Regions from separate parts of the Homo sapiens genome. Here region 2 is linked to region 1. A link is an interaction called in ENCODE POLR2A ChIA-PET data of the cell type or tissue named here. Cell type or tissue: MCF 10A. All regions are shown on one strand. Links, peaks and the distances in the headings refer to the core of each region. The heading gives the core; the rest is flanking DNA. Region 1 has its middle 18 kb from the start of MIR3059. Region 2 has its middle 29 kb from the start of MIR3059.

Region 1 (16,430 bases), core at 5,318-13,317:
GTTCTTAAAGAGACAATGTCCTCAAAAAGACTGGCACAAGCTGAACAAATGTTTCTCTAAAGTTGCACAGTATTTTTCTACCATATTCTGTTCTTCAAGTTAGTCACAATATCCTGTCCAGGTTCAAGGAAAGTTAACATAGCCCCTACCTCTTAAATGAATGAAGATTGTCAAGAACTTGAGGGCATGGTCCACCTTCGTATCACAAGTACTTATACTTTCACTACGTGCAAAATACACTCACTCCCTCTCAAGACTTTCAAATGTCTCATATATTGTAATATCACACTCAGGTTTGAGGTTTTAGTATCCTGTTATCTAAATGAGATCCATGCACGTAAGAAGCTCTGTGCCTGTGGTTGTTTCAGTACAGCTCCTTCAGTGCTGTTTCTCTCAACCTGTAGATCTATGATCTAAAGAGACAAGTTATCTGCCCACCATATAGCTAACATACAATGATGGCTCACATATAGAAGAACTGATACAATTCCATTCAAAATAGGTAAGATGGGAGGCAATCAGAGTCACTGATTCATAGCAATTCTGAAATCCAGCTGAGTACATGTTGCCAGTTTCTTGATGATGGCTCAGTCTTATTGCCTAGGAATGATTTATCATACCTCTTTGGTCTGCCTTCTGGGTCTTGATTTTGTTGTCTGAATCATCCTTCCTTTTACATAAGAAGTGACTGGTGTTTGCAGCTGAGTGTTCGCAGCTAGCTTTCTGCTCACAGAAATCCTGAAATCCAACTTCCTTTTAAATTTATACTGTCCCTGTTCTTGCATTCCCACCTGATAAAATTTCTTTAAAACTATGTGGGTTTTCAATGAATTAATGTGCAATTCTTTCTATTAGAAAAAATACACACTCACAGATCTCAAGGATGTTGTGGGGAAAGTCTTTGAAGTTATTAGATCTCCTGTTATTTTACAGAGATTATCTGTGAGGAACAACCTTGGCATCATTAAAAGACTTCTTGACTCTTTGAGAGAGTCTACAAAACTTAACCTTAGGTCTTTTGGGATCCTTAACAGAGGGCTATCTTGAATTTGATCTTTCATTATAAAACATGTCTTAATTTAAAAATATTTTGCAAATGAGAGAGCCTTGGACTGAGAAATATTGTGGTGGTGGACAGGTGGGGGAAAGGAACAAAGAAATTCTGATTTCTTTCCATTTTCTCTAAATATGACTTAAGATTAAATGTAAACTTTTCCAACTTTCTTGCTTTGTTATCTCTCTACATGGCATCCTCAGGGTTGCTGGATTTCTTGGTAGCTAAAGTCTCCGAAATCATGTGTTCCAAGAGAGACCTACAGAAGCTGCATGACCTTTTATAATCTAGCCTCAAAGTTATGCAATATCAATTATTCTTCAATGTATTTATTGAGACAGTCCTACAAAGCCCTCAGGTTCAAGGTGGTGGAAACAGACTTGACCTCCTAATGGGAAGGAGAGTCAAAGAGCTGGTGACATTTTAAACTACTGCAATGTTCTATATGTTATGTTTATTTTAAAGTACTACCCCAATTAGGTCCTATTAATATTAACATCTATATCATCTGTTCATGATTCAAGTTTTTCCCATCATGATCTAGCTCCTTACTCCCTATATCTCCTTTTAAAGTCTCACTCAATCATCCAACAAAAATTATTAAAGATGGCTTACCTGGATCAGGAGCAATAAGAAAAAAATTAAATACAGGACATGATTTACGACCTTAAGGCACTCATAAGTTAGTTGAAGAAAATTCTAAAATATGAAACACAATTCTAGACTATCAACTGATATAATAGCATGTTAAAAATGAAATTTGGATTTAGTCATTATAAAGTAGAGGCATTGTTTATAGAAATTCAAGAAGATAATTAAAATGAATCCTCTCACTCACATCAAAGATACATGGTGGTTGAGAGTTGGGAAATAATAAACCATAATATTTAAGGAAGATGTCTTTGGAGAGAGCTGAGCAATAAGTTGTATACTCTGCCCTTCCTCATACTCCCACTTACATACTCACATGAAAAAATGGAGGGTAAAATTAATCCCAAGTTGGTGAGAGAAACTTTGACCAATCAAGAATCTCATATGTGTTTGCTGATAGGTATGGGGCCAATGTAGAATGGTTATTGACTCATGCTTGAAAAACTAAAGGGGAAACAGAGAAGGTGGCAAGTGTGAAATAATCAGTTTTGCCCCAGTGATGTGTCAAACGTGCAAGAATGTGATGCACCATGTGTGGATCTAGCAGGAAGCACACTGGCCTGTAATCATTTAAAAAAGAATCTTGTCAAAAAGAATGACCTTGCAGGACCTGAAGATTTTAGTCAAGGCTTGGGTGCATTACGTCAACATTTGAGGATTAATTAGAAGAAACATAATTAAGAGAGGCCCTGCGCACACCAAGAGAGAGGGAATCTGAGAAATTTGAGACAGCCATAGAAATGCACCATAAGAAAAAAAAAAGTAGACTAGCGCAATTCATCTGGCTCAGAAGGCTTGGATTCACCTTTAAAATGTTCTTATCCACTTTCCTCTCTTCTTTCCCCTACCTTGACCGTAGATTCAGAAGAATCTTTGGCTAGCAAGTTTAGCATGGATTGGGGAGCTAGGGAAGACTGAACTATCATTTATCTGCCTTACATTACAAAGTCCCTTAGTGAGGAGGAGGAAAACACTTCAAATCAGGTTCAGAATTTGATTATTCTATGGGGTGGTTTATTCAAATTTTGCAGAATTGGGACTGTTTTTGCCTTAAAGTGACCATAAGGCTTTATATAACGTAAGATTGAACAAAAAAACACACGCAGTTTGCCAGAGGGTCCAAGCTGGGTCCCTGATTGTTTAAGTCTATTTATGTAGCACGCCATGCTTCAATGAAATCTAATACTGTATGTTTTAAAGGAAAATATTCAAATCTGTGATTGCGACATTTGATGCAGGTAGAATGGTTAGCCCAGATATTATTAATCTCATGTCATTCAATGATAGAACTGTGGATAATATTTATTTCCCTGGTGTTGCTAAATCACCCCATATGTCAAGCTCTTACATCCTAGATTAAGCAAATATCAACATAAATAACAAGGACAGTAAATAGAAGAATGTTATGGCTGGGTGAGCACTTCAGCACTTTTCAGTCATATTTTAGTAATGGTTCTGTTCTCCCAGCAGTGAGCTCAAGAACTAGAGAAATGAGGATGACAGCAGGAGGGAGGGCACTGTTAACTGTGCATGACAGGAAGCAAGCATGGAGCAAACCGAAAGAGGGAACTGTAGCATTGCTACAGGCCAGAGAAGACTCTGAGCATGCATCTTTTCCCAAAGATCCTAAAGGACAGAGTAAAACTGAGCCAGTGTCCTTACAGCAGTTAAACATCTGAAGTTGAGGCCCATCCTGTAGATGCCAACAAAAGATTGAAGATTTATAATTCTATTGTGGGGCCTTTTCTTGGTAATGAACTAACTTGCTGAAAAAGTAAACACACACACACATTATAAAATATATATATTGAAATGCTTTATTTTCCCATATCTTAATACATTTTGTGAACACATAGCACACTATCAAGACCACCTCAAAGACTGACCTGGAGGTCCCAAAGTATCATATCCTACCAAGTCAATAGTTTTTAAGGGATTTATCAACAGTCAACCATAAAATAATAACAGAGCTTTTGTTAAAACAGAATATATTGGCTGTTGTTACTAAAAGATTCTACATCTCTATTCATATCTCAGCATTGCTTTACTCTGTTCCCTCAGAGTAGCAAATAAAAACAAAAGCAGTTACCTAATTTGGTTTATTCACACACCTCAAAAATTAACTCTAGGTCAAATGTCTATTCCTCATTCTGGCTTTGGAGGTTATAAAGGGATGGAAACTGGGTCCTTACTAGTTGGTATACATAAAATTGTCTGATACATTTTAGTAGGGAGCATATGGTATGCATATGGAAAATATAGGTCCACCATATGCTGGTGTTAAACCCAGGTGTCGTCCTATTAATTATTTGTGTTTCTTGAGAAGAATACAGAGACATATGTGCAATACTGGCATTGAATTCATGTTCAAATCTGTACAACTATTTTATACATGATAGCCACATCACACAACATTTATTCAGTATTGTTTATATCAATTGACTAACAACATTGTCTCTTACTACTCTGAATTTTAAGAATATCAAACAACTAATGTTGCTAGTTTCATCGTTGTTCCTCAGAAATTTATAAATAAATAATTACAGTGTATGACTTCCTACATAAATTCCCTAAGCCACTGTGGATGTTATGGAAATAAAATGTCTATCTTAGACAAGAAACATTTGTTAAGATAATGTGTTAGTTTTCTAGGGCTGCCAAAACATAGTGCCACAAACTGATTGGCTAAGAACATCAGAAATTTATTGTCTCACAATTCTGGAGGCCAGAAGTTTGAAATCAAGATGGCCCTTTGAAGGTTCCAGGAAAGGATCTGTTTCAGGCCTGTCTCCTGGTTTTGGCAGCCTCGGGGGCTCTTTGTCTGTCGCTGGCCATCTTCTTGCTGTGTTTCTTCACATTGTTTTCCCTCTGAGTAAGTCTGCATATCTGAATTTCCCCTTTTAATAAGTACCTATTATATTGAACAAGGGCTCACTCTAGTGACCTCATTTTAACATGAATACCTCTGTAAAGGCACTATTTCCAAATAAGGTCACATTCTATGGCATTGGGGAACAAATACATGAGTTTGGGGGGGACACAAGTCAATCCCTGAAGGACAGTCTCCTTTTCCTTATCATTTTTTCTAACAGTTTAATTTTTAAAGTATTTCAATTAAAATGTTAAAGTGCTATTGTAACATTTTTCAGTTCTCTGGAGATTGTAATACAAATAAAATGTAACAACTGCCTTAAATTTCATTGGTAAATAGGCAAAAAGCATGTAATTAAACTGTTTCTCTCTGAAAAGATTTCTGAAATTGTGTGTTCACAAATTGTGTATGTGTAAGTCTTGTTTAGATAACAATTAAAATAGGAAAGCAAAGTTTTTCCTTAATTTGAACATGTATTTGTTCGATACAATACCCATGCATTATAAATTTAACTTTTATAACATACTGAAAAACTTCAAACCTGTATAAAAAAACATTTTCATAGATTTTACCATATATATAATGTATATATCTTTTAAGTATGAAATGTTGCCTTTATGATTTAAAATTCATTATTAATTATGGTTCAAAATAGTTTATGGCAAATGAGCACTCCAACACCCAATGATTCTTTTAAATTCTTGACTTCAGGATGCATACACCTATTTAATGATCTCCTCAGCACTGTTGTGTCTCCCCAAATTGTAATGCTTTAATGATGCAATTGGTCTTTGATAAAATTATAGGCATCTCTAATAATTTTCTGAAACTGATTTTTGCTCAATAACAAGTGTTTCAAAAACTGGGTCATCCAATGCTTTAAATTTGTTGTTATTACTTGCAGAGCCATCTTTTGGGACCCCTACCTCCTCTGGCCTACCATATTATATGGGGTATTTAAACAGCAGCATTATGTGTAGGTTGATTATGATATTTTTTCACTAATAATAACTATTAATAACTACCTGAGCTTCTACATAATAGATGCAGTAGCTGGAGTGACATATTGGTTCATTCATGTGACATTCAAAATGAAAATAAGATGTGCTATGTTTGAAAGACAGCCTTTGATTTTGGTGAAATGTCATGTTATAATGTCAACATAAGTTATTTGTTAATTTACTGAAAGCTTAAAAATCAACATTATCTCTTGAACTTATTCTTCCTATCCAACTCTAACTTTTCATCCTTTGACTAACATTTTCCCAACATTACTGCACCCAAAGCAGGCCAGCCTCTAGTAACCACCATTCTACTCTGTACTTCTGTGCTGAAAGCGGATGTTAAGTGTTCTTACCACAAAAATGATAACTATATGAGGTAATGCATTTTTTTAACTAGCTAGATTCAACCATTTCACAATGTATAAGTTCTTTGAAACATCATGTTTTACACAATACATAAAACTTTATCTGTCCATTTAAAATAATCAGCATCACCTGAATTTAATAGGATCTCTCACAGTGATTAATAGCTTAACAACTAGTGTTTTGAAAGTCAAAACATCTGAATATTATGGAATTGCCTAGCATTTTATTTGCTTTATTATATGCTGTAAAAGAAAGTACTTAAACTGAGGAACTGACTTCCTTAGAAGCTAGAGTACACCAGATTTTCCTCCTTTTCCCTATTTTTTAATGACCAGGGAGCTGTGTGAAAATTGTTACTTAATTTGTTCTCTGTTAGTTACGTACCAGTTCTCTGAATCTCAGTGAAGAATATCACATCCTTAGCCTTAAACAACTTGGGTGAAAGTGACAATGATTTTGAGTCAGACCAGACAACATTAAAGACTCCACAAAAATGGGATAAACACGGAGGCTAAAACATCAGCGCCCCCTGACATTTTTGTTTTGTTTTGTTTTTTTGGTAGAGACCGAGACCTTCTCTGTCACCCAGGCAGGGAGTATAGTGGGCGATCTCGGCTCACTGCAACCTCCGCCTCCTGAGTTCAAGCAATTCTCCTGCCTCAGCCTCCCGAGTAGCTGGGATTACAGGCGCACGCTGCCTCGCCCGGCTAATTTCTTTTGTATTTCAGTAGAGATGGGATTTCACCGTGTTGTCCAGGCTGGTCTAAAACTCCTGAGCTCAGGAAATCTGCCCGCCTTGGACTCTCAAAGGGCTAGGATTACAGGCGTGAGCCACCGCGCCCGGCCCAGCGCCCCCTTTTTATTTTGTATACAACCATGCTGTTGTCACATTTGTGATTAAAATACAGTAGACACAAATTACGACTTTATAGTAAGATGCTGAAGAATTCTGGCTTTTCAAACAACCTTTCCAAATGTGGAAAGTTGCATTATGGTTGCATTTTTCCTAGACTTTTAGGAATTAACTGCTTTACCTCTAGAATAAATATGATAGAATACTTATGAATATTAGAGAAAATATACAATCACACTTCAAATCCTTCACAAAAGAATGTCCAGTGTCTAAAGACTATGGATCGTTTCCAATTGAAACTGGAGCTCCTTCAAATGCTCATCTCAAAAATTCAGATAATTACAACAGAAACATCATCTATCATTTGACAAAAGACAGTTTAAAACATTGGAAATTTGAGCAAGATAATGTCATAAATATAGCTATGTCTTCCTCCTAACATTTAAGAAAAAGTTTATTAAATCAGGTCATCAGGAAGTCACATGAATACACATTATCTTTATTTCCTACAAAAATGTTTCTCTAACTTAAGGCATAAATTTATAGAGATGGAACGTCAATATGCAGGTGACAGGTCTGATAGAGATCCAAAAATGTAAATTGTCCATTTGAATAACACTGCTGTGTAAATCTGTGGTTGACAATACGATATTACCTAATATATTTTATATGCCTAAACTCCTTCTTATTCACTGGCATGAAGAAATGTGTCTATTCACATTAAGCAAAAATGGTTGATTTTTTTACTGGACAAAGGGAACTATACAATCTAAATGTTTCTCCTATTTTTGCCATACGTTCTAGTAACACAACCTTGGTTAGAGTACAACTGTAGTGAATTATTAATTGGATGTTTGTTAATATGTGCATATTCCTTTCTAATATTTTTGTCCTGTTCTTATTGTTTTTGTTTAATATGCATGCAACATCAAGTCGAATTTTATTGTTATTAAAAAAAGTGTGGTAGTTACATATAAAGATAAATAAGTACCACCTGTATTGGTGATTATAGCTAATTATTGACAATCTAAAATTAATTTGAAAACGTAGAGATGTTGTCCACAAAGGTGTAAATTTTTAGATATTATAGCAAAAATATTTCTTCTGTACACAAGTATTTGAACATACCTAAGAGTCTGCAGAGGACTTAAAAGTATATTTTCCATTTGAAGTAAAATCCTATGGCCTTTAAAAACTAAGACGTGAATTATATTTTAACCCACCCTAAGTTAAACATATTGAAAGGCTCTATTGTAATCACATCTTCAAATGTATGTTTTCTTCATTCTCATCTATGTTGAACCCTTAACAATAATTGTTATCATTTATACTGTTAAATCCAAATTATTCCACCCTAGTTGACACTAAGTGTTTAAAGCAAATAAAGTCTCAACATATAAAACTTGATGTGCACTTTTAAAATAGTATATAGTACTTACCCATCCAAGTAGAATGTAACAGCAGCTGAGAAGCTGTCAAGGAGAAAAATGCCAGAAGGATTAATAAATCATATTGCTATAACATGATGATGAGAATTATAAACAGCTATGTAAAAATTAGGTCACTGGCAGTCAGATGACTTGGCTTCTTTTAGTGGTGGTAGTAGAGGAGTGTATATTTATCTTTTGTTATGCCCTGGTAAGTAGCTGGCAAGCTTGCAATATATAAACATTATTTAAAGATGTTATGATTGGCTTGAATCCAGGAAATGTTCTCAGATTTACCATTAGCTATCAGAGATCTTAAATATTGCTAGAGAGGATCGAAGAGGCAAAGGAAAGCCAGAAGTTAAAAAAAAAGATATTAATAGTAAAAAAGTTAGGAAATAAAGCATGCATACTTAATGATACAAAAATTTTAAAACAGTAAAATCTAAATGTTCACATAGTTCTTAAGAAAGAGTGATTATTAAAGCATGTTATTGAAACAAAGGGAGAAGTGATCTAAAACAAGGGCTTACAGAATACTTTTTAAAACTTTTTATTATTTTCATTATTTTATATACATGGAAATCATTGTTCATAATGTATTTCTATAATATTATATATGAAAAGATCTATGTTGTTATTCACAGCCATTACTTGTAACTTTACACAAAAGTAGTGATATGACCACCAGAACAAAAAAAAGAAACAAACAAAAAACTCACTTAATTCTCAATCCTCATGCAATTTAACTGAAGAAGCTCTTGAGAAGGCCAAGTAATAACTTAGTTGTGATGTACTAGATTTACTTTGGTGATTTAACAATGCTCATGCAATTAATGTTCTTTATTGATAAATAAGTTTTATTCAGATAAAAGTTAACTATATTTATAAAATCATATTTCCATAGAAAAAGTCTATGAGGAGTGAGATGTGTTTACGCAATAAATGAGAAAAGTTTTTTAATATCAGTCCACTAAAATGATTCTACCTTGTATTACATAAATTAATAACTCTTGTTATGAACATAGATTTTAAAATGTAGTCAAGAAGTAAGAAAATTAAGGTCATTTTAATTCTACCTTGTGGAGTTATTCATTATTAATATTTGAGTCTACATGCCTGTCTTCTTCCCCTGTCTTATTATAGAAATGTTGGCTATTAAAGAAAAACACAAAGATATGTAAGATACAAAGATGTAAAAAATGAATGTTTGGCTGGTTGCAGTGGCTCACGCCTGTAATCCCAGCACTTTAGGAGTCTGAGGCTGGTGAATTACCGGAGGTCAGCGGTTTGAGACCAGCCTGGCCAAGATGGTGAAACCTCGTCTCTACTGAAAATACAAAAATTAGCCTGGCATAGTGGCGAGCACCTGTAGTCCCAGCTGCTCGGGAAACCGAGGCAGGAGAATCGCTTGAACCCGGGAGGCAGAGGTTACAGTGAGCTGAGATCTCGTCACTGCCCTCCAGCCTGGGTGACAGAGTGAGACTCCGTCTCAAAAGAAATGAATATTTATTATACTCCCGCTCACTACTGTTGAGTTTGCTGCATATTAGGCCACACTTTTTTCTCCGTACATACCAATGTGTTTTAACATTATTGTCTAGTGTACAAATATATGTATAGATACCACTACATAATTATGAAAATACACTGTTTTCTCACTTACTTTTTGTCTTAGCATTATATCTTAGATGCCTTTCGATATCAATTCAAATACACCTACTTATTTAATGATCATATACTTGTAATAAAAGAATAAGAAGGATTAATTCACATGTAGCTTTCTAGTAATAGAATAATTCTGCACTTAACTATAACTCTTGATTATTAAATAAGGTTTTATAGTTAAAACATAACAAGACTAAAGTGATTTTGCAAGAAGACACATAAAAGATGGTAAGGAGAATTGATGTTCTGTGCAAATTTCAATGATAGATGCTATTATATTTGCTAGCACCACAGGGTAAGTATAGTCAAAAATCATTTAATTGTACATTTAAAATAAGTAGAAGAGTATCATTGAATTGTTTGTAACACAAAGGATAAATGCTTGAGGTGATGGATACCCCAGTTACCCTGGTGTGATTATTATGCATTGCCTGCCTGTATCAAAATATCTCACGTAACCCACAAATATATACACCTACTATGTATCCACAAAAATTTAAAAAAATAAAAATTTTTAAAAAAAGGAAATAAACTTTTATAACTAATAAAGCCAAACACTTCCTTCACTGAAGGCAGGTGTAAAAGATTTGATTCTGAATAGAATAGTGTGAGATTACTGGGAGATTAATTCTAAAGATTTTCCTAGGTTGATGCTAAGAACTGCTATAAGTTATTTTCCAAAATTGAGAGGGCATTTGAAACTTAGGAGCTATTTAAATATTGTTTAATTTTTATTTCAACTAACTTATTTTTGTCAAATTTATATGCATATATATTAAATATAAAAACAAAAAAAACTGTGGAAACAATCATGTATTAAAAGGATGATATGCATTTGAAGAATGGACACTTATTCTCATAACAAAAGCCCTGAAAAAATGTTGTACAACACTTCATCTAATATCTAAGAAATCATTCCCCTAGATGGGAGTAGAGTATCTGTTCCAGTTTTTTCTAAGTTGTTGACTTTTTAATGGGAGATTTAAAATGTTTATACAGACTTCAATTGCTCTTGTTCCTAATAGGCACCATCAGAAATAACATGCTTTATACTGTTCAAGACAAATTTGTAAAAATAAATCACTTCTCATTTTTTTGATATTAATCATGGCATAGTTTCTTTTTTAAATCTTAGGTGATGGAAAAATAAATCATGTGCTGTGAATACCCTTTGAACCACAAGCATTGCAAATTGACATTACAGCATAGATTTTTCATCTTGACAGCTTATCGTAGGAGCCAAATAGCCCCAGATTTTCATTAAAGAAGAACCAAATAAATCTGGTCGAACATAAATAAAACAAAATATTTGTTTATCACTGTAAAGAAATCAACTTGTAGATTGAATTCCATATAATATTTATGTCAACTGCTACTTGATAGATTAAAATTAGCAGTAATTTTGTTGTTTTGAAAGGGCCAGAGAAAAGGGAATTTATTAAATTAAGAAACTGCACCTCAATTTGTTTTAAGGGTAGGAAATAAAAAGTAAACACAGGAATAAAGTCATATCATCTTTTTCAAGGCACAGAAGAAAAAACATGTACAAACATGCTACAGAGTATTTGATTAACAGGAAATGCTTCTGCCAATACAAATCTCAATGCTATAAGCTGTTGTTTTGTCAGCGTACTTGTAGGATAAAAGGAATCAGCTTGAACGTATTCTAAAATACCCAGAAATAGTGTCTCTGTGCAAATATGTGATATATTGACATAAAAAGATCAGATGAGCAATTTTTTTTCTACCATAAATTCATACAAAGAGCCAGAAAAAGAGTCAAGGATCTCCTGCTATTGCAGAATATTTCATTAAAGGTAAATTTCCAGTAAAATACTGCTGTGTTTTTGGAGTAGAAATTAGGTTCTGCACATGACGTGGGTTAAAGAGGATATCTAAGTAAATATAAGACAATTTAACGCAGAATCTAAATTAAGGATTATGATCCTCCTCTTCCTTTTAAAAAATATTTTTATTATAACCGCTATTAACAACTATTGTTATATAATAGATGTTGTGCTTATTCTTCAGATGTGTTCACTTTATTTAATCCTCCACAGCACTTCTATGAAGCAGCTATCATTAATGCCACTCTAGAAATGAAAAAACTGGTCACAGAGAGACAGTAATTTGCTTTTGGTCAACTAGTTAGTGAGTGTCAAAGGCAGAAGTGAAGTAAGATTATCTGATTCCAGTGGCTGTTCTTTTGATTCCTGTGTAGATGTCAAAATAACCCATTTGTATAGAACTTTGAGAGTTCTTAAAGAAATTTTAAGCCTCTTATCTAATTTTTCACTTGTAACTATTATATTCAGTCTGTGGGGTGGTAGCTGTTCTGTATAATAGAGACACTAAAAATATATCTGGTTTTTAGTAGTAGTTCTAGGAGTGATTAACTTCAGAGCTTATGATATTATCAACTGAAGATTCTATTGCAATTGCATCTCCCTTGCCTTCTGCCCAATCCAGCTTCTCTTACTTCTTTCACAGTGGTTTTCTCTAAGAATAATACCCAAATAAATTTCTTGTATGTTAATCCATATTTAAGAGTCTATTTCCAGGGACACTGACCTAAAATAGTAATTTTTCAAAATCAAGCCATTCTCTTGAGTCTTTTGTTGAATCATCTTAGTCTCTTTAAAATTCTTTTGCCCTTTTCTTATTTTTTTTCAGTACCTTCGTTTATTGTTGTAACCTATGAAGTATATTTGTTTTTTAGTTATGTTATTCTGTTCCCATATTAGGAGGCTCCAGCTTGTGGCACTTTGTTTCCTTAGGTGTTTTGTGATTTTTCTTTAGTATAAATTTATATTTCTAAATTTTTATTTGTGATAATTGCTTGTAGTGACTGAAGACAAGTTCTTCTGGGAAAAAAAATGCAATTGTTTCTGCTACGGATTGGGGGCTATACCAACCTAGATGCACTTTAAACTGTAGTATTGCATTAAGGTTTTCGCATCACACAATTTGAGGAAATTCAGGCTGCAATCCAACATAAAGGCTGTTTTTTAGCTAGAAGCATTACTTTTTTCCCCCTTCATTCAGCACTAGAAGTCAAGATAGGTATAGCTCCTTATAAAACCCTGAATGAGTGGACATTTATTCCTGTTTTATGCTTAAAGGAGGGGCTAGGCCATTTGCTGGGCCTAGGTTTATGCAGGGATTATGCTTTCGATTTTCTATTTTCAGCCACCACTGGACATTTTCTCTCTATACCTTGTGCTTTGAAAATATATGAAAACAAAAACTCAAGTTTACTAGAATGTGCAATGGCTTTCAAGGTGGAAACCAGTATCAGCATTCTGCTTGTCACTTTCATTTTATCCTTTCATTTACTTATGCCTTGGATACTCTTTACTTTCTATTTAGTTCATCAATGCATTTGAATGTTTTAATACAACAGTACCAATCTTTTTGGCACTAGGGACTGGTTTCGTGGAAAACAATTTTTTCACAGACCGGGGTGGGGGCATACGGTTTCAGGATGTTTCAAGTGCATTACATTTATTGCACACTTTATTTCTATTATTATTACATTGTAATACATAATGAAATAATTATGTAACTCACCATAATGTAGAATCAGTGGGAGCCCTGAGCTTTTTTTCCTGCAAATAGATAGTCCCATCTGGGGGTGATGGAAGACAGTGACAGATCATCAGGCATTAGATTCTCATAAGGCGTGTGCAACCTATATCCCTTGCATGTGCAGTTCACTAGAGTTCGGACTCCTGTGAGACTCTAATGCCAAGACAGATCTGACAGGAGGTGGAGCTCAGGTGGTAATGCATTGATGGGGAGCAGCTGTAAATACAGATAAGCTTCTCTTGCTCTCTGGCCACTCAGGTCCTGTTGTGTGGCCTGGTTCCTAACAGGCCATGGACCAGTATTGATCTGTGGCCCAGGGTTTGGAGACCCCTGTTTTAACATATTCAGCATTTATGTTTTGTTTGTTTTCTCCAGCAAAAAAAAAAAAAAAAAAGGATGAGCAGATTAACCATTCAGCCATACTGCAGAAAGGTGTTTCTCCCAGTAACAGTCATCAAATTGCTTCATTTTTAACATGTGGTCCTTTTCCCCCAGCCCAGCCAGCTGTAATTAAGTGAAAGTACAGAGCAGAGATGTGAACTCTTTTTCATTTTAATAAAAGCTATATTACTGACATAATAGACGAAGATTTGGAAGAATGAAAAATTAAATCAGTCTTCCCTCTCATTATAACTAAAGGATAATTACTCTATCCAGTATAAAGAAAGGTTGAAAAATGCATTAGAGAGAAATACTTAAAAACTGATGGGATCTAAGAAGACTCTTTTCATTGTATTTTCTGCTATCATTGAGAAGTACATGAGATTTTGACAGAACCCACAGAACAGTTTGGAATTCTAAAAATACCACATTTTCCCTTAATTATTTCTGGAACAGTGTAAAGAATTATGCTTTTAGAATTCCCTAATAACCCAATGAAAAGGGTTAAGATGTATTTTTGTTGCTTAAGAAGGGGAAGGCACAAGGCAGCCATAGCAAGTATCCTATGATCCCCGAGTAACAAGAAGAGCAAAACAAACAAACAAACAAACAAACAAACACAAAGTTTGGCTGAGAGAAAGCAAGCAGATGTTGAAAGGGTCTGTGATTGTGATAAGAAGACATTATAACAAAGAGTAGTGTAAAATGTATGTCAAGAAACCAGGTGGAAATACAGAAACCTCAACAGATGCCAATGTGGTGGGTATGTGAGACATGATTGTACATCACAATAGATGTCAGTATAGGACAATGGAAGGCTGATTCCCAGATGCCTCACCATCTAATATAATTGTACTGTATGAACTTTCCAGAAGTTAAACCAATCCAAAAAGCAAGGAAGAAGGGGGGGAGACAATTTTGATTTAACTGAATTAAAACCCAAAATGCCTGAGAATCCTTTAAAACCTCTGAACTTACTTGGAATTGATTCAGTTAAGTTTTTCTGCCTCTAAGCAAAATGGGAATGTAATTAGAAGACAATTCTGTTTATGAAAAAAATAATGAAATTAAAATAAAGCGAATTACATATTGTGTTCACTTGAATTTTACAAAATATGTATCCACTACATGTGGAGATCAAGAGGCTAGTCTCTCAAGAAAAATGTCGTGGTCAATTCTGTAAAATACTGCCGACAGCTAAGGTAGGATGGGAATATGTAGGATCTGGCAACAAGTTATTAATTGGTGACATAGAATCAGAACTCTAGTGTGGCAAAATTAAATGAAAGTTGAGAAAGTTTAAGTTGCCTTTATAAAAGAGAAAATAAAAACTGTTGTTAAAAGCTAGTTATGAAGGGAGATTGAAATAAAAAGACAAATTAAAAATAATTGCTAACAAGAGATATTAGGTCGAGACAAAGCATGCCATGTTTTATTTAAGATTAGGGATATGAGGTCATGTTTGATCAGAAGGAGACTGTGACAGAAATTAAGATGTTGAAGACTCAGGAACAAAAACAGCTAAAAACAGTGGGAGTAGAGGGGAATGCATGTGCAGGGGCTGAACTTGAATCGGAGCAGCGTGTCCTTCATTCTAATGGAAAGGGGCATAGTATGAGCTGAATATTTGTGCCCTCCTCTCAAAATTCATATATACAAATCCTCAGCCCCAATGTAATGGCAGTAGGAGGTAGAGCCTTTGATAAGTGATTATGTCTTCAGGTGGTGCCCACTAGAATAAGATTAATAACCCCCATAGAAAGAGACCCAAGAGAGCTTGCTTCTTCTCTCTCTGCCCTGTAGCACATGAGGATACAAAAGAAGACCACCGTCTACAAATCAGGAGGAGTGCCCTCACCGCAAACCAGATCTGTCAGAGCCTTGATCTTGGATGTTCCAGCCACTGGAATTGTGAGAAATAAATGATTGTTGTTGAAGTCACCAAATATGTAGTATTCTATTATACAGTAGCCTGAACTGATGGGACAGAGAGGCAGCAGGTCAGTTCTTACATATGGTAGCAAAAAGATTATGTAGTTACCATCTGCTGTATTTGTTCTGGTAAGAAGTGAAATAATATACTGAGATTAAGAGAGGGAGGAAAGGAGTAGGAAAACATTTAAATAGTGTGTATAAGATGTTATTTAATTGCGGAACTTGGCCGAGTAAACTTGCTGAAGAAACATGATTTTTTGTGTGTTTTGTGGAAAGCCCACTTGAGTTTGGTTCTCTACATAAACTGTAGAGAATCCAATCTACTTAGGATGCTTTGCTATTCAGGGATTTTGTCCAGAGTTTCCATCTCGCCTAATGAGTGCGAGATTAGAACAAGGGAGTCAAGAATATTTTAAACACAGTAATAGTAAGTATTATGCAAAAATGAAGAGAAGCTGGGTGTGAAGAGTGTGAAAGTATTAGGGAGATGACTAATCCCGAGAGAGGGTCAGTGAGTTGGGCCCCTCCTTGTAGAAATCATTTGTGATGATGGTAGCTGTTAAGGTGATGATTTCAGTTGATGAAATCATCAATGATTTGAAAGAAGTAACTGGAAAATTTGTAAACACTC
Region 2 (16,430 bases), core at 8,145-16,144, 49 kb after region 1:
AGATTCACCAAAGTTGAAATGAAGGAAAAAATGTAAAGGGCAGCCAGAGAGAAAGGTCGGGTTACCCACAAAGAGAAGCCCATCAGACTAACAGCGGATCTCTCGGCAGAAACTCTACAAGCCAGAAGAGAGTGGGGGCCAATATTCAACATTCTTAAAGAAAAGAATATTCAACCCAGAATTTCATATCCAGCCAAACTAAGCTTCATAAGTGAAGGAGAAATAAAATACTTTACAGACAAGCAAATGCTGAGAGATTTTTGTCACCACCAGGCCTGCCCTAAAAGAGCTCCTGAAGGAAGCAATAAACATGGAAAGGAACAACTGGTACCAGCTGCTGCAAAATCATGCCAAAATGTAAAGACCATCAAGACTAGGAAGAAACTGCATCAACTAATGAGTAAAATAACCAGCTAACATCATAATGACAGGATCAAATTCACACATAACAATATTAACCTTAAATGTAAATGGACTAAATGCTCCAATTAAAAGACACAGACTGGCAAATTGGATAAAGAGTCAAAACCCATCAGTGTGCTGTATTCAGGAAACCCATCTCACGTGCAGAGACACACATAGGCTCAAAATAAAAGGATGGAGGAAGATCAACCAAGCAAATGGAAAACAAAAAAAGGCAGGGGTTGCAATCCTAGTCTCTGATAAAACAGACTTTAAACCAACAAAGATCAAAAGAGACAAAGAAGGCCATTACATAATGGTAAAGGGATCAATTCAATAAGAAGAGCTAACTATCCTAAATATATATGCACCCAATACAGGAGCACCCAGATTCATAAAGCAAGTCCTGAGTGACTTACAAAGAGACTTAGACTCCCATACATTAATAATGGGAGACTTTAACACCCCACTGTCAACATTAGAAAGATCAACGAGACAGAAAGTTAACAAGGATACCCGGGAATTGAACTCAGCTCTGCACCAAGCAGACCTAATAGACATCTACAGAACTCTCCACCCCAAATAAACAGAATATACATTTTTTTCAGCACCACACCACACCTATTCCACAATTGACCACATAGTTGGAAGTAAAGCTCTCCTCAGCAAATGTAAAAGAACAGAAATTATAACAAACTATCTCTCAGACCACAGTGCAATCAAACTAGAACTCAAGATTAAGAAACTCACTCAAAACCGCTCAACTACATGGAAACTGAACAACCTGCTCCTGAATGACTACTGGGTACATAACAAAATGAAGGCAGAAATAAAGATGTTCTTTGAAACCAACGAGAACAAAGACACAACATACCAGAATCCCTGGGACACATTCAAAGCAGTGTGTAGAGGGAAATTTATAGCACTAAATGCCCACAAGAGAAAGCAGGAAAGATAGAAAATTGACACCCTAACATCACAATTAAAAGAACTAGAAAAGCAAGAGCAAACACATTCAAAAGGTAGCAGAAGGCAAGAAATAACTAAAATCAGAGCAGAAGTGAAGGAAATAAAGACACAAAAAACCCTTCAAAAAATTAATGAATCCAGAAGCTGGTTTTTTGAAAAGATCAACAAAATTGATGGACTGCTAGCAAGATTAATAAAGAAAAAAAGAAGAATCAAATAGACACAATAAAAAATGATAAAGGGGTTATCACCACTGATCCCACAGAAATACAAACTACCATCAGAGAATACTACAAACACCTCTACACAAATAAACTAGAAAATCTAGAAGAAATGGATAAATTCCTCGACACATAAACCCTCCCAAGACTAAACCAGGAAGAAGTTGAATCTCTGAATAGACCAAAACAGGCTCTGAAATTGTGGCAATAATCAATAGCTTACCAACCAAAAAGAGTCCAGGACCAGATGGATTCACAGCTGAATTCTACCAGAGAGGTACAAGGAGGAACTGGCACCATTCCTTCTGAAACTATTCCAATCAATAGAAAAAGAGGGAATCCTCCCTAACTCATTTTATGAGGCCAGCATCATCCTGATACCAAAGCTGGGCAGAGACACAACCAAAAAAGAGAATTTGAGACCAATATCCTTGATGAACACTGATGCAAAAATCCTCTATAAAATACTGGCAAACCGAATCCAGCAGCACATCAAAAAGCTTATCTACCATGATCAAGTGGGCTTCATCCCTGGGATGCAAGGCTGGTTCAATATATGAAAATCAATAAATGTAATCCAGCATATAAACAGAACCAAAGACAAAAACCACATGATTATCTCAATAGATGCAGAAAAGGCCTTTGACAAAATTCAACAACCCTTCATGCTAAAAACTCTCAGTAAATTAAGTATTGATGGGACGTATCTCAAAATAATAAGAGCTATCTATGACAAACCCACAGCCAATATCATATTGAATGGGCAAAAACTGGAAGCATTCCCTTTGAAAACTGGCACAAGACAGGGATGCCCTCTCTCACCACTCCTATTCAACATAGTGTTGGAAGTTCTGGCTAGGGCAATTAGGCAGGAGAAGGAAATAAAGAGTATTCAATTAGGAAAAGAGGAAGTCAAATTATCCCTGTTTGCAGATGACATGATTGTATATCTAGAAAACCCCATTGTCTCAGCCCAAAATCTCCTTAAGCTGATAAGCAACTTCAGCAAAGTCTCAGGATACAAAATCAATGTACAAAAATCACAAGAATTCTTATACACCAATAGCAGACAAACAGAGAGCTAAATCATGAGTGAATTCCCATTCACAATTGCTTCACAGAGAATAAAATACTTAGGAATCCAACTTACGAGGGATGTGAAGGACCTCTTCAAGGAGAACAACAAACCACTGCTCAATGAAATAAAAGAGGATACAAACAAATGGAAGAACATTCCATGCTCATGGGTAGGAAGAATCAATATCGTGAAAATGGCCATACTACCCAAGGTAATTTACAGATTCAATGCCATCCCCATCAAGCTACCAATGACTTTCTTCACAGAATTGGAAAAAACTACTTTAAAGTTCATATGGAACCAAAAAAGAGCCTGCATCGCCAAGTCAATCCTAAGCCAAAAGAACAAAGCTGGAGGCATCACGCTACCTGACTTCAAACTATACTACAAGGCTACAGTAACCAAAACAGCATGGTACTGGTACCAAAACAGAGATATAGATCAATGGAACAGAATAGAGCCCTCAGAAATAACGCCGCATATCTACAACTATCTGATCTTTGACAAACCTGAGAAAAACGAGCAATGGGGAAAGGATTCCCTATTTAATCAATGGTGCTGGGAAAACTGGCTAGCCATATGTAGAAAGCTGAAACTGGATCCCTTCCTTACACCTTATACAAAAATTAATTCAAGATGGATTAAAGACTTAAACATTAGACCTAAAACCATAAAAACCCTAGAAGAAAACCTAGGCATTACCATGCAGGACATAGGCATGGGCAAGGACTTCATGTCTAAAACACCAAAAGCAATGGCAACAAAAGACAAAATTGACAAATGGGATCTAATTAAACGAAAGAGCTTCTGCACAGCAAAAGAAACTACCATCAGAGTGAACAGGCAACCTACAAAATGGGAGAACATTTCTGCAACCTACCTATCTGACAAAGGGCTAATATCCAGAATCTACAAAGAACTCAAACAAATTTACAAGAGAAAAACAAAAAACCCCATAAAAAATTGGCCAAGGACATGAACAGACACTTCTCAAAAGAAGACATTTATGCAGCCAAAAGACACATGAAAAAATGCTCACCATCACTGGCCATCAGAGAAATGCAAATCAAAACCACAATGAGATACCATCTCACACCAGTTAGAATGGCAATCATTAAAAAGTCTGGAAACAGGTGCTGGAGAGGATGTGGAGACATAGGAACACTTTTACACTGTTGGTGGGATTGTAAACTAGTTCAACCATTGTGGAAGTCAGTGTGGCGATTCCTCAGGGATCTAGAACTAGAAATACCATTTGACCCAGCCATCCCGTTATTGGGTATATACCCAAAGGATTATAAATCATGCTGCTATAAAGACATATGCACACGTATGTTTATTGCAGCACTATTCACAATAGCAAAGACTTGGAACCAACCCAAATATCCAACAATGATAGACTGGATTAAGAAAATGTGGCACATATACACCATGGAATACTATGCAGCCATAAAAAATGATGAGTTCATGTCCTTTGTAGGGACATGGATGAAATTGGAAATCATCATTCTCAGTAAACTATCGCAAGGACAAAAAACCAAACACCGCATGTTCTCACTCATAGGTGAGAACTGAACAGTGAGAACACATGGACACAGGAAGGGGAACATCACACTCTGGGGACTGTTGTGGTGTGGAGTGGGGGAGGGATAGCATTAGGAGATATACCTAATGCTAAATGACAAGTTAATGGGTGCAGCACACCAGCATGGCACACGTATACATATGTAACTAACCTGCATATTGTGCACATGTACCCTAAAACTGAAAGTATAATAATAATAAAATAAAAAAAGAATGACATTATTAGCTTTATTCCATTAAAAATTTTATAATCAATAGATTAGTATATGATGTTAATTCTTATGATCTGATGAGGATGATTTAGCCTATATTCAGAAACAGAGACTATTTTTTTTCATAGAACGTTAGTATTCTATGAACAATTAGGTGGAAAAAGCAGTTTTAATATAAATATCCATTTATGGTGGCAACAATAGTGTAGATATGGAGCAGTGACTGTATTTATATACCTGGTCTACCAAATTTATATGAATGCAGACTTTAAACTGTTTGAAAATATATGTATTATTTATATTAATCTTTTTATTTCCCAGTGTTAGTACAATACTAGAGAGTAGTGACTACTAAATATTATCTAATCAATACCATTCTGTTGTTTGCATTTTGTTAAATAATCAAATGTTTCAAGAAACATTATATAATGGTTTCCCATGATTTCTGCTTTATATATATTTTAGGCCTCTCAAAACATATTAAATATTATACATGATCCATAGAAGTAGAATTGCAGAAGGAAGTTAAAAGACAATTTAAAAATAATTGTTGGCTGTGTTTTTGCATAGATAATGTAGTAATCATAGAAAATGGTAATGAATTTCAGATGATTCAGGAATATATGTTAAACACCATAAGCATCAACTTATGTATGAATTCTTTCAATATGAGGACCAAAGTTTTATTCTTGAATATAGTTAATAATCTTAATCTTCCCTATTTGAAATTTAGGTGTCAAATTAGAAAAAGGGAAAAAATAATAATTTTGGAATTAAGTGTATAAATTTTAAGTTGTTTTTCTAGAAATCTTTAGTTATAAGATATATTATTATAAATATGACATGAGCTTGAAGGAAGGTGGTGTGGGTTGAATTGTGTCTCCTTCCCCAAACTCATATGTTGAGTTCATAACTGTCAATACCTCAGAATGTAATTGTATTTGGAGATAGGGTCTTTACAGAGATCATTAAGTTAAAATGAGGTCATTAGGGTGAGTCCTAATTCAATATGACTGGTGTCCTTATAAGAAGAGGTAATTCAGGTACAGATCTATAGAGAGATGATATGAAGACATGGAGATAAGACAGCCATATTCAAGCTAAGGAAAGAGGCCTGGAACATATCCTTTCCTCATGGGCCTCTGAATAAACCATCCCTGTCACCACCATGATCTCAGACTCCTAGCCTACAGAATTGTACACAAATTTCTGATGTTTAAGCCACTCATTCTGAGGCACTTTGTCAAAGCAACCCTAGCCAAACTAATACAGATTTTGGTACTGAGAAGTGGGGTGCTACTATAACACACATTGAAAAATATGAAAGTGGCTTTGGAATTGGGTTTTATGTAGAGGCTGGAAGAGTTGTAAAATGTATGTTACAAAGAGTCTAGATTTCCTTGGAAAGATTGATGGTAGAAATATGGTCATTGAAGGAATCTCTGGTAAGGACTCAGAAAAAAAAAGATAGCTGTAGAAAAAGTCTCTATCCTCTTAAAAAATATATATGTCATTGTGTACAGAATGTAAGTAAGGATGGGCATGGTGGTTGATGCCTGTAATCCCAGACTTTGGGAGGCCAAGGTGGGAGGATTACTTGAAGCCAGGAGTTTGAGACCAACTTGTTTATGTAAAAAAAAGTACATAAATATATATGTGTGTGTGTGTGTGTGTGTGTGTGTGTGTGTGTGTATGTGTGTGTGTATGAATATTGGTAGAATGTTAAAGATGCTTTGGTAAGGTATTAGAGGGAAAAGAGAAACATTACTGAAACTGGAGGAAAAACGACCTTTGTTATACAGTAATGCAAAGTTTAGCCAAATTGTGTTCTAGTGTTTTGTGGAAAATAGAACTTTTATAAATTTGGATATTTAGCTGATAAGATTTGTATTTTTTATAAAAAGTATTGATAGTATTCCTTCTCCTTGTTGCTTATGGCAAAATACTAAAGGAGAGAGATAAGTGGAAGAAAGAATTGCTAAACAAAAAGGAAGCAGTATCTGAAGATATGGAAAATCCTCAGCATATCCATACTGCAAAAAATCAGAAAACCTGTTCTGGAGGAAACATCAAGGTTGTGGCTGAATGACCATTTGCTAAAGAGATTGTATGTATGGCTCATGGGTCTATTCAACCATCTCACCAGAAGCTGGGATTGAAGATGTGGTTATCCAGGAAAGATCTGTGAAGGATCCTCCTGGACTGTCCTCATGTTTGATGGCTTGGACGTCTGTGAATTGCATGGTAGGCCAGAAAAGTTTTTTGAGAATTCGATACATGCTGAAACACACCCAGCTTGTACTGAAGAAAATAAAGATGAAACAAAATAAACGGATGGAACAAAATTCTACAGGAGGGAAAAGCAGATTAATTGGCTGTGAATGTGCATTATCCCTTAATAAAAAGATTGAATGACCTTGCAGGCAGTGCAGAAGTTGGCATTTCTGCCACTACAACAGGCCCGCGAGTAGGTTTGTCTCCTCCTTGGTTCTAAATGGCAAGGCCTCCTCTAAAGTTTCAAAGGAACAGGCCATTGCCACCTAAGGCTGAGGAGATGAGGCTGCCACCCTGAGGGGGCCCAAAGAATAGGACTGCTACCATGATGGTCCAGAGGACTTAAGATTTGGCTCCAGAGCAGTCAAAGAGGATAATTTTTAAGATTTAAAATCTGATAGAATTTTCCCTACTAGCTTTTGGACTTGCTTGGAATGCATAACCTCTTTATTTCTGTTTTCTTCCTTTTGAAATTGAAACGTATATCCAATTCCTATCCCACCATTGTATTTTCAAAGAAGACAACTTGTCTGGTTTCACAAGTTCACAGCTGGAGAGTAATTTTGCCTCAGGATGAATCATACCTGGAGTCTCACCCACACGTGGATCAAATGGCATTTAAATGAGATTTGTGACTTAGAGTTGATTCTGGAATGAGTTAAGACTAGGGGCTGCTGGGATGGGGTGAATGTATTTTGCATGTGAGAAAGGCATACATTTGTGGGGGGCAGAGCATGACATGCTGTGGGCTGGGCTGAATTATTTCCCCCTTCCAATTCATATATTGCAGGCTTAATCCCTAGTACCACAGAATGTGACTATATTTGATGGTCACTTTACAGATATAATTAAGTTAAAATGAGTTACTTGGGGTAGGTCTTAATCCAACATGACTGATGTCTTAAAATGAGCTCATTAAAGTAGGACCTAGTCCACTATGACTGGTGTCCTTATTAGAAGAGTAAATGTAGACATACCAACATCTACAGAGGGAAGAGGATATGAAAACACAGGGAGAAGATAGCCACCTGTAAGCCAGGGAAAAAGCCTCCCCTTTTGGCCCTCAGAAAGAACCTACCCTGTTGACACCTTGATCTTGAACTTACAACCCTCAAAAATGTGAGAAAATAAATTTATACTTTTAAAGCCACTGGTCTGGGATACTTTGTTATGGCAACCCTAGCAAACTAATATAGAAGGCAACCAACACAAACAAACAAACCAAAAACTTCTTAATATTTTCCTACTGAGGAATTAATATTTTCCTATCTTACTATTTTCCTACTGCTGAGTAGGAAGGAAATAGAAAATTTGATATTTATAGCTACCACAAGGCATATAATTCTACTGTATAATAAATCTAATAATTTATATTCATATCTCTTAACTATTTATAAGACAAGTGATATATGTATGTGTGTGTGCATGTGTGTGTATATATTTGTACACTTTTAATTTTGAGCTCTTTCATGGAAAGGATTTTTTAAACTCTTCTTTGTAATTACATATAATGTATATTATGTAAAGCTTCCACATTGTATAAGTTTATGTAAAATACTTAAGTATAGATTATTTTACATTAATTTTATTTAACTAAAACATGTCAGTTTAACAGGTTCACATTTTTTTAAAGTAACTTCTTTTTTTTTTTTTTTTTTTTTTTTTTGAGTGGGAGTCTCACTTTGTCACCCAGGCTGGAATACACTGGCATGACCTGGGCTTACTGCGACCTCTGTCTTTTGGGTTCAAGCAATCCTCTCATCTCAGCCTCCTAAGCAGCTGGGACTACAGCTGTGCACCATCCTGCTCTGCTAATTTTTGTATTTTTAGTAAACATCGGATTTCACTATGTTGGCCAGGCTGGTCTTGAACTTCTGACCTCGAGTGATCTGTCCACCTGGCCTCCTAAAGTGCTGGGATTACAGGTGTGAGCCACCACACCCAGCTAGCCTTAAAAAGTAACTTCTAAGGCTTGCTCTTTCTTTCTTTCTTTCTTTCTTTCTTTCTTTCTTTCTTTCTTTCTTTCTTTCTTTCTGTCTCTCTCTCTCCCCTCTCTCTCTCTCTCTTTCTGTCTGTCTCTCTCTCTCTCTCCTCTCTCTCTCTCTCTCTCTCTCTCTTTCTTTCTTTCTTTTCTGTTAGCCATGCACCTAAACATAGATGAAAGGAAATCAGTTCATACGGGTATATTCGATATATTTCTTTGAAAAGTTATCTGTCTCACTGTTGGGCTTGACTGCATTCTCAAATGACTATAATTATTCTATTCTCATATTTTTCTCCTGTAGAAAAGAAATCATGTTTGCATCAGTGCAGTTTGTATATAAAATAATTCACCACATTTATCAATTTAATTCCAATTAGCTTTCCTTAACCTGTTAATATGATTCTTTATTACTATAAAAGATTTTAATTTACCATTCAAAAGGATTTTAAATATTTTAAAAAGCATTTTGAAGAAAGCAGCAATTCAAGCAGTTTCATACTTCATCTTAATAAGAGCACTAATTTAATGATTGAAAATAGAGTTGGTTCTATAATGAGGTCTCATGAGTACTTCATTACATGATAAAGTAACACACAAAGGCAACCAATTCTTGCAAATTTAAAAGAGAACTATCTGAGAGAAAAGAATCAATGTAATAGATTATCCGTAGGTCAAGTATTATTAAGCAGAAATAATTGTTTAGTGGCTAACTTTTGTAAACATACCAAAGCTTTGTCTTTTAAAAACATATACATTGCATAATAAAAAGCAACAGGCCTTTAGTAAATGGATTTTTCTATTTAGTAAAAAGAGCCATGAAATAGACATTGCAACTGATTGTTTAAAATGCTTTGCACACAGGCACAGACACAATCTCTCAGTCTCCTGTGAATTAGCAAACTGGTGAGTCACTTCTCTGTGTCTTTAACTTGGACATGTTTACAAAGTATTTACCATCCTACTGAACATAGTATAAAACTCTAAAACTTAAGATAAAGCCATGTGGATGAACATAAGCACATCCATCCATTTTTAAATTCATATATATATATTTAACATAGATAACAATGCTATGTATTATACAAGCAATGCATATATGATGTATGATCTAATATATAATTAAAATATTTATAAATAAATACATATATACTTATTTAATTATTTAAAAATTATGCTTGCTGAGTATCCAGTACAAACACAGATGCACAAAGGCATTGTCCTGGCTTGCCAGGAGGTGAAGGTCTCATGCAGATGTCAGACATATGAGCAAATAAATAAACTAAAGTTTTTATAAATGCTATCAAAATGGTATGTGAAAGTGCTACAGGTAGGAGGAAGGGGAACTTAACATTTTTGAAGGGGGTTAAAAAAAAGGTCTCACAGAAGCACTGCTATTTATTTACCACATGGATAGTAACCTTTGAAAGAAAAAGGATAATGGTGCTCAAATGCACAAACTTATCATTTGCTAGACCAAATAATTTACTATTTCTGAATCTTCACTTATTTCTATTTTTCTAAACTTTTAAAGTTTTGATTTTCTTCTTTTTTACCCTGAAATATATATATATAATATATTTGTAATTACTTGAGTCATTATCAATCATAGGATTTTATTTTTTTCCTTTATATTGCACAATAGATTTGTTTGCAAAACAATTCGAGAATAATACATAAAAATTTGACTGAACGAATAACTTATGACTTTTAAAATTTCAGAAATTTGCATATAAAATCAATGACGTTTCTGTTTATTTTATAAATACCTGAACTAAAGTGGTGAGAGTGAGAATTTGGGACTAATAATAGAATAAAATCTATAGAGCCTGATGATTGAGTAGATGTGGGAATTGGCTAAAACAAGCCAATATAAGATTAAATGTGTTTTAGCTCAGGGACCATTGATAATGGAAATACTTGCCATGGTAGGACACTTTGAAAAAGAGTCTGTTTCAGAGAGCAGAAATGGGAATGATAAAAAATAGTTTTGAATATATTGCATTTGAGTATTTATAAAACATTATATTAATTTAATGTTACTAAAACTTAAAGATGAATTAGAACACTTATAACAGTTTTTTTTTTCTTTTTGGCTTAAATTTGTATAAATGTTTCCATGTATGAGGTTAATTGTAAGTTGATATGAAGAATAAATTTAAGATATCATGTTACCCTTCAACTTTTTTATAACTTAACAGGGGAAATAAAACTTACTCAAATATAACTAAACAGCCTTTTGAGAGGATGAATACCCTACTTTCTAAGTGATCATTTAGAGCAATGTCTTTCTCAAAGTCTTGTATGGGCTGGTGGAGAATTCAAATTACTGTACTAAATAGAATTATACTTACCTTCTGATTTATGACCTTGTATGTTAAAAATCCTCAGTTTTACTATCTATAAAATATGCATAATGTTTTGCAAAATTATTGTGAGTAATAATTGGCTAAAATGTATGAAACGATCTAGTATAGTGTTTTGTACACGTTAGATTACTTCCTTCTCACACTTTGAATACATTCAAATCAAATGAGACATATAAATATCAGAATTTTTAAAGGATGATTGCTAAAATGCACCTACAAACATAAATTATTAAATGATTCAATTTTTTTGACTGGCTATTATCAATGCAACATAAAAGTATATTTAAAAATCATCTATTTGACTAATTTAAAAATATAGCCAAATAAAATTGTACCTAGTAGCTATCTAGGACTTACCCACTTCTTCGTGAAATAAATTTAGAGGCTTAACTTATCTAATTTGGCAAGACTAATATAAAAAATTCAATGGCAAATTGCCAAATCACAACAGTGTGTTATATTTAGTGATATAGCCCATTCTTTTAAATTTTTTTAATGTATTTTTTAAATCAACAGATAAAATTTTAGGTATTTATATTTCACAACATGATGTTTTGAAGTATATATTCATTGTGGAATGGCTATTAAATCCAAATACAAGCTTAACAAAATGCTGGAAGAATGATTTAATATATTTACCATGGTTACAAAATAATTTTTCTGATATATTCTGTTGAAACATGTTATGAATTCTGTCACCTCTGCTTGGTTACAGTATTGACACTTCCTTGCTGTAAGAATATCTAATTTGTTTGCAGATAATTTATCAGAATTGGACTGGTTTACCTCTTTCACAAGTTGCTTTGGCAAATTAAAAAGTGTCCTGGCGTGGTCTCTGTTTGGCTTGAGTCACCGATGGGTATGTTGGCAATACTAAATTAGAGGCAGCCAGACCCTCTGAATCTTGTGGTTGGAAATGTACCAAGTAGTCTTTGGCACAGAGTTTCTCTTATTCAAGGGTGTTAGTTTTGGAAAACTAGAGAGCTGAGATAGAGGAACAGGAGAACTGAAATATATAGTGAAGGAAACATGCATTTCAGCCCAGGAGGACATACAAGGATTTAAGTTGATTGGCTACTCCTGGCTGTCTCCAGAAATTCTTTGAAGTATGTGTTCAAATGCTTTCTGCATATTTGGAATAGAAGGATTACCTTAAATCTTAAAAGAAACATTGATAAACTTAGGAAAAAGTAGCTGTGCAGGGATGTCCATCTCCTATATATACGCAAACTACCTATACAGAACTCAAAACTTTGAATTTTGAATAATACTGCTCAGTCTTTATAATGATAATAAATATATTTTAAAATCATTGAATTAACATTTATTTCCTTATTCCTTTTTCTCTAGAAGTAAGGAGATAAATACAGCCTAGAGATATAGATGAACTATGATTCATATCTCACCTCCATAGCTTACAAATTGCTTGGCCTGCATCAAGGCCTTTTCCTTTCAAAGCAGCTTTCTATCATATAAAAATGAGGATAATACTCTCGTAAGCAAGACGAAAGATAAGGATAATGTATTTAGAACATCAGGATCAACTTCAGAGGTCCTAATACTGAAAAGAATTTGTAGTTTTCAATCTTCATTCAAGTGTGTGGAGCAGGGAGAGAGAAAGAAAACTGAGATAACAAAAAAGGGAGAATAAGCTGCGTAAATAAAGAGAAGATGTATAATTTTAGACAACTTGTTTAGATGCATTCTACAAAAGACACACAAGTACACACTTCTTTGAGAATTTTTTTCCTTTCTTACAAAAATCTATCTGTACATAATTTAAAACAGTAGACCTGGCAACCTGAAAAGGGTTAATTTAACAATCGTATAAGGAAAGAGGCATCCACTATATTCAAAATGAGCAAAGATGGCCTAGTTTCTTACATTTATCTCCAACATCCTCACCACTGCTAAGCTTGCAAATGACACATAAGGAAAAAGTCATAGCCTTATGTGATTTGACTCATCCCTGTTTTGAAATTGCACATATACCAATATTAAGAACAGTATCTCTAGGACGTAGCTTTTCTACCAACATGTAACATTGATTTTTATGTTTTCAAAACTTTTCAAATTCCCCTGCATAGAATGCAGTGAATTCTATTACTTACAGAGACTTACATTAGTTACTCTAGTTTTCCTGTCAAGAAATTCTAAATCACTTTTAATATAATACAAAGACAAATACTTAAATGTTTAAATAACCGGTTCCATATAAAACAAAACAAAACTACTGCAAAACAAAACAAAACAAACAAAACCTCTACTAAAAGAATATAATGAGAGCCATTTTATTGTGCCTGGTATTTTAAATTATATAATATAAATATATACATATTATACATACAATTTCACTAAAAAAAAAAAAACAACTGTTATTTTTCTTGAAGGGAAAACAAAGGATATATAAATTGCCAGAAAACGCACAGCTGGTAAGCAGCTTAGCTGTCAGGAATTACAATGTAGATGTAGATGTGTTCAATTCTAAACTTAGGACTCTTCCCTTACATCATTCTCATTCTAATTACCCCATATAAAAGACAAAATATAAATTGTTAAAAGGCAGAGTAAAAAATTATAAACAATTGAGGTATGGCCCAGGTTTTTCTCGAGAATTTTGTGAAAACTATTTATTATCTGTCAATAGAAATCATCAAGGAAGGGCATAGTGGCTTACATCTGTAAACCAAGCATTTTGGGAGGCCAACGTGGGAGGATCACTTGAGCCCAGGAGTTTGAGACCAGCCTGAGCAGCATAGCGAGACCCCATCTCTACAAAAAATAATTGAAAAAAAAATTAGCCAGGCATGGTAGTGTACGCCTGTAGTCCCAGATACTGGGGAAGTGGAGGTGAGAGGGTTGCCTGAGCCCAGAAGTTTGAGGCTGCAGTGAGCCATGATGGCGACACTGCACTACAGCCTGGGCACCAGAGCAAGAACTTGTCTCAAAATAATAATAATAATAATAATAATAAAAGGCCGGGAGCGGTGGCTTACTCCTGTAATCCCATCACTTTGGGAGGCCAAGGCGGGCGGATCACGAGGTCAGGAGATGGAGACCATCCTGGCTAACGCGGTGAAACCTCATCTCTACTAAAAATACAAAAAATTAGCCGGGCGTGGTGGCGGGCGCCTGTAGTCCCAGCTACTCAGGAGGCTGAGGCAGGAGAATGGCGTGAACCCAGGAGGTGGAGCTTGCTGTGAGCAGAGATTGCGCCACTGTACTCCAGCCTGGGTGACAGTGTGAGACTTTGTCTCAAAAATAAAAATAAAAAATAATAATATTATAAAAATAAAAAGATACACTTGTAATAAATAGTAATATCTACTTTTGAAGGTTGGCCAAAATTAATGCAATACAGCTTTCCTATAAAATGAAATAATATAATTGCCAATTCCCCATTTATTTTTTAATTATAGACTTATATTCAACCTCAAAACTTGAAAGAACGTTTATAATCACATTTTTTTAAATTTTTGTTGTTTAAGACTTTAACCTTAACTTTGAAGTTGAATTTAGGCTGCATTAATTATATAATTTAAATTCTCTAACTCAAAAGCCATGAATCTTAGATCTTTGGTCAACATTAGAAATTTTTTTATTTGTATAAATTTAAGCGGTACAAGTGTGGTTTTATTACATAAGTAATATAAATCCCATGTTTGTTATATATTGCATAGCAGTGAAGTCTGGGCTGAGATGGTTTGCCTTTGCGTTCCCATGCAAATCTCCTGTTGAATTGTGATCTTCAGTGTTAGAGGAGGGGCGGGTGGGAGGTGATTGGATCATGGGGGCAGATTTCTCCCTTGCTGTTCTCATGATAGTGAGTGAGTTCTCATGATATCTGATTGTTTAAAAGTGAGTAGCACTTCCCCTTTGCTCTCTTTCTCCTGCTCCACCATCGTAAGATGTGCATGGATTCCCTTTGCCTTCTGCCATGATTGTTAAGTTTCCTGAGCCTCTCAGCCATGCTTCGTGTACAGCCTACAGTTCTACGAATCAGTTAAAAGGTGTTTCTCCATAAATTACCCAGTCTCAGATAGTTCATTATAGCAGTGTGAGAAAGAACTAATACATGGGCTTTTAGTGTAAACATCACCCAAATAATGCACACTGTACCCATTACATAATTTCTCATCCCTCACTCCCCTCTCACTCTCCTACCCTTCTGAGTCTCCAATGTCTGTTATTCCACACTCTACATACATATCCATACATTGTTTAGTTTCCACTGATAAGTGAGAATATGCGCTATTTGACTTTCTGTTTCTGAATTATTACACTTAAGGTAATGGCCTCCAATTCCATTCATGTTGCCGCAAAAGACACGATTTCATTCCTTTTTATGGCTGAGTATTGTGTGTGTGTGTGTGTGTGTGTGTATGTATGTCACATTTCCTTTTTCTTATCATCTGTTAATAGACACTTAGCTCTATGCCATATAATAGTGCTGCAATAAACATACAAGCACAAGATTTTTTTTATATATAATAATTGATTTTACACTGGTTAGATTCCCAGTAGTGGGATTGCTGGATCAAATGGTAGTTCCATTTTTAGTTCTTTGAGAACTCTTCATACTCTTTTCCCTAGAGGTTATAATAATTTACATTCCCACTAACAGTCTGTAATCATTCTTTTTTCTCCTCATCCTCATCAACAACTTTTTTTTTTGACTTTCGTAATAGCCATTCTGACTCGTATAAATTGTAGATATAAGTATTGAGAGAACTCAGCACTCTTGACTTAGAACAAAAGAAAATGATAGTATAGAAGATTCTACCAAAAACTGTGTAGATTCTTAAAACCACATCTCTTTTTAACTACATTATGGTAATATAGTTAAGATTCAGGTGAATTGTGAAGTGCTATAAGAAATGAAGCTAATTTGAGTAAATGATATTAAAATTTATTCACTGAGAAACATTTTTATAATACTTATTTTGGACAAGGCACTTTTCTAGACACTTACGGTGGCCAGAAAAAAAAAATGACAACATCCCTGTCCTCATAGAAATTCCATTCAGTGATACCATTTTAGACAATAATCTCAATATTCAGCATTTTCCATCATAAATTTCTTACTTCCTATAGATAACAAATCTAGAATTTGACACAAATTATTCAAAAATTATTTTTAAAGCTGGATAATTTCCATAGTTGTGGATGCCTTAACCTAAAGTTGTGTAGGTTTGTATAGAATTGTTTGCTTAGTGTCTAGCACTCTTAAAGTGTTTTTATACAAAAATTAAAAACAGAATTGTTTTTTCTATTTTACCTAACTTAATTTTGAAAAAAACTCCACACTTTTATTAAAGTTTATTCATAGACTTTTTATTT

Evidence for each region. ChIA-PET counts read pairs that join two places held together with the same protein. Peaks named below come from ENCODE experiments on the same cell type or tissue, not always from the same donor. Only the 100,000 strongest peaks of a DNase experiment are listed, where the experiment ranks them.
Region 2: POLR2A ChIA-PET joins it to region 1 with 6 read pairs; 2 of 35 experiments call an interaction of 5 or more read pairs at or near these places.

What each region holds. Positions count from the first base shown.
Region 1 is chr12:86,718,970-86,735,399 of GRCh38, forward strand. It overlaps a transcript of MGAT4C not described here. Among named protein-coding and RNA genes, the nearest start is that of MIR3059, 18 kb to the right of the region's middle. In MCF 10A, for the core only: no CTCF peak of the experiment used is centred there; a DNase peak (open chromatin) is centred at 8,432.
Region 2 is chr12:86,765,566-86,781,995 of GRCh38, forward strand. It overlaps a transcript of MGAT4C not described here. Among named protein-coding and RNA genes, the nearest start is that of MIR3059, 29 kb to the left of the region's middle. In MCF 10A, for the core only: no CTCF peak of the experiment used is centred there; no DNase peak of the experiment used is centred there.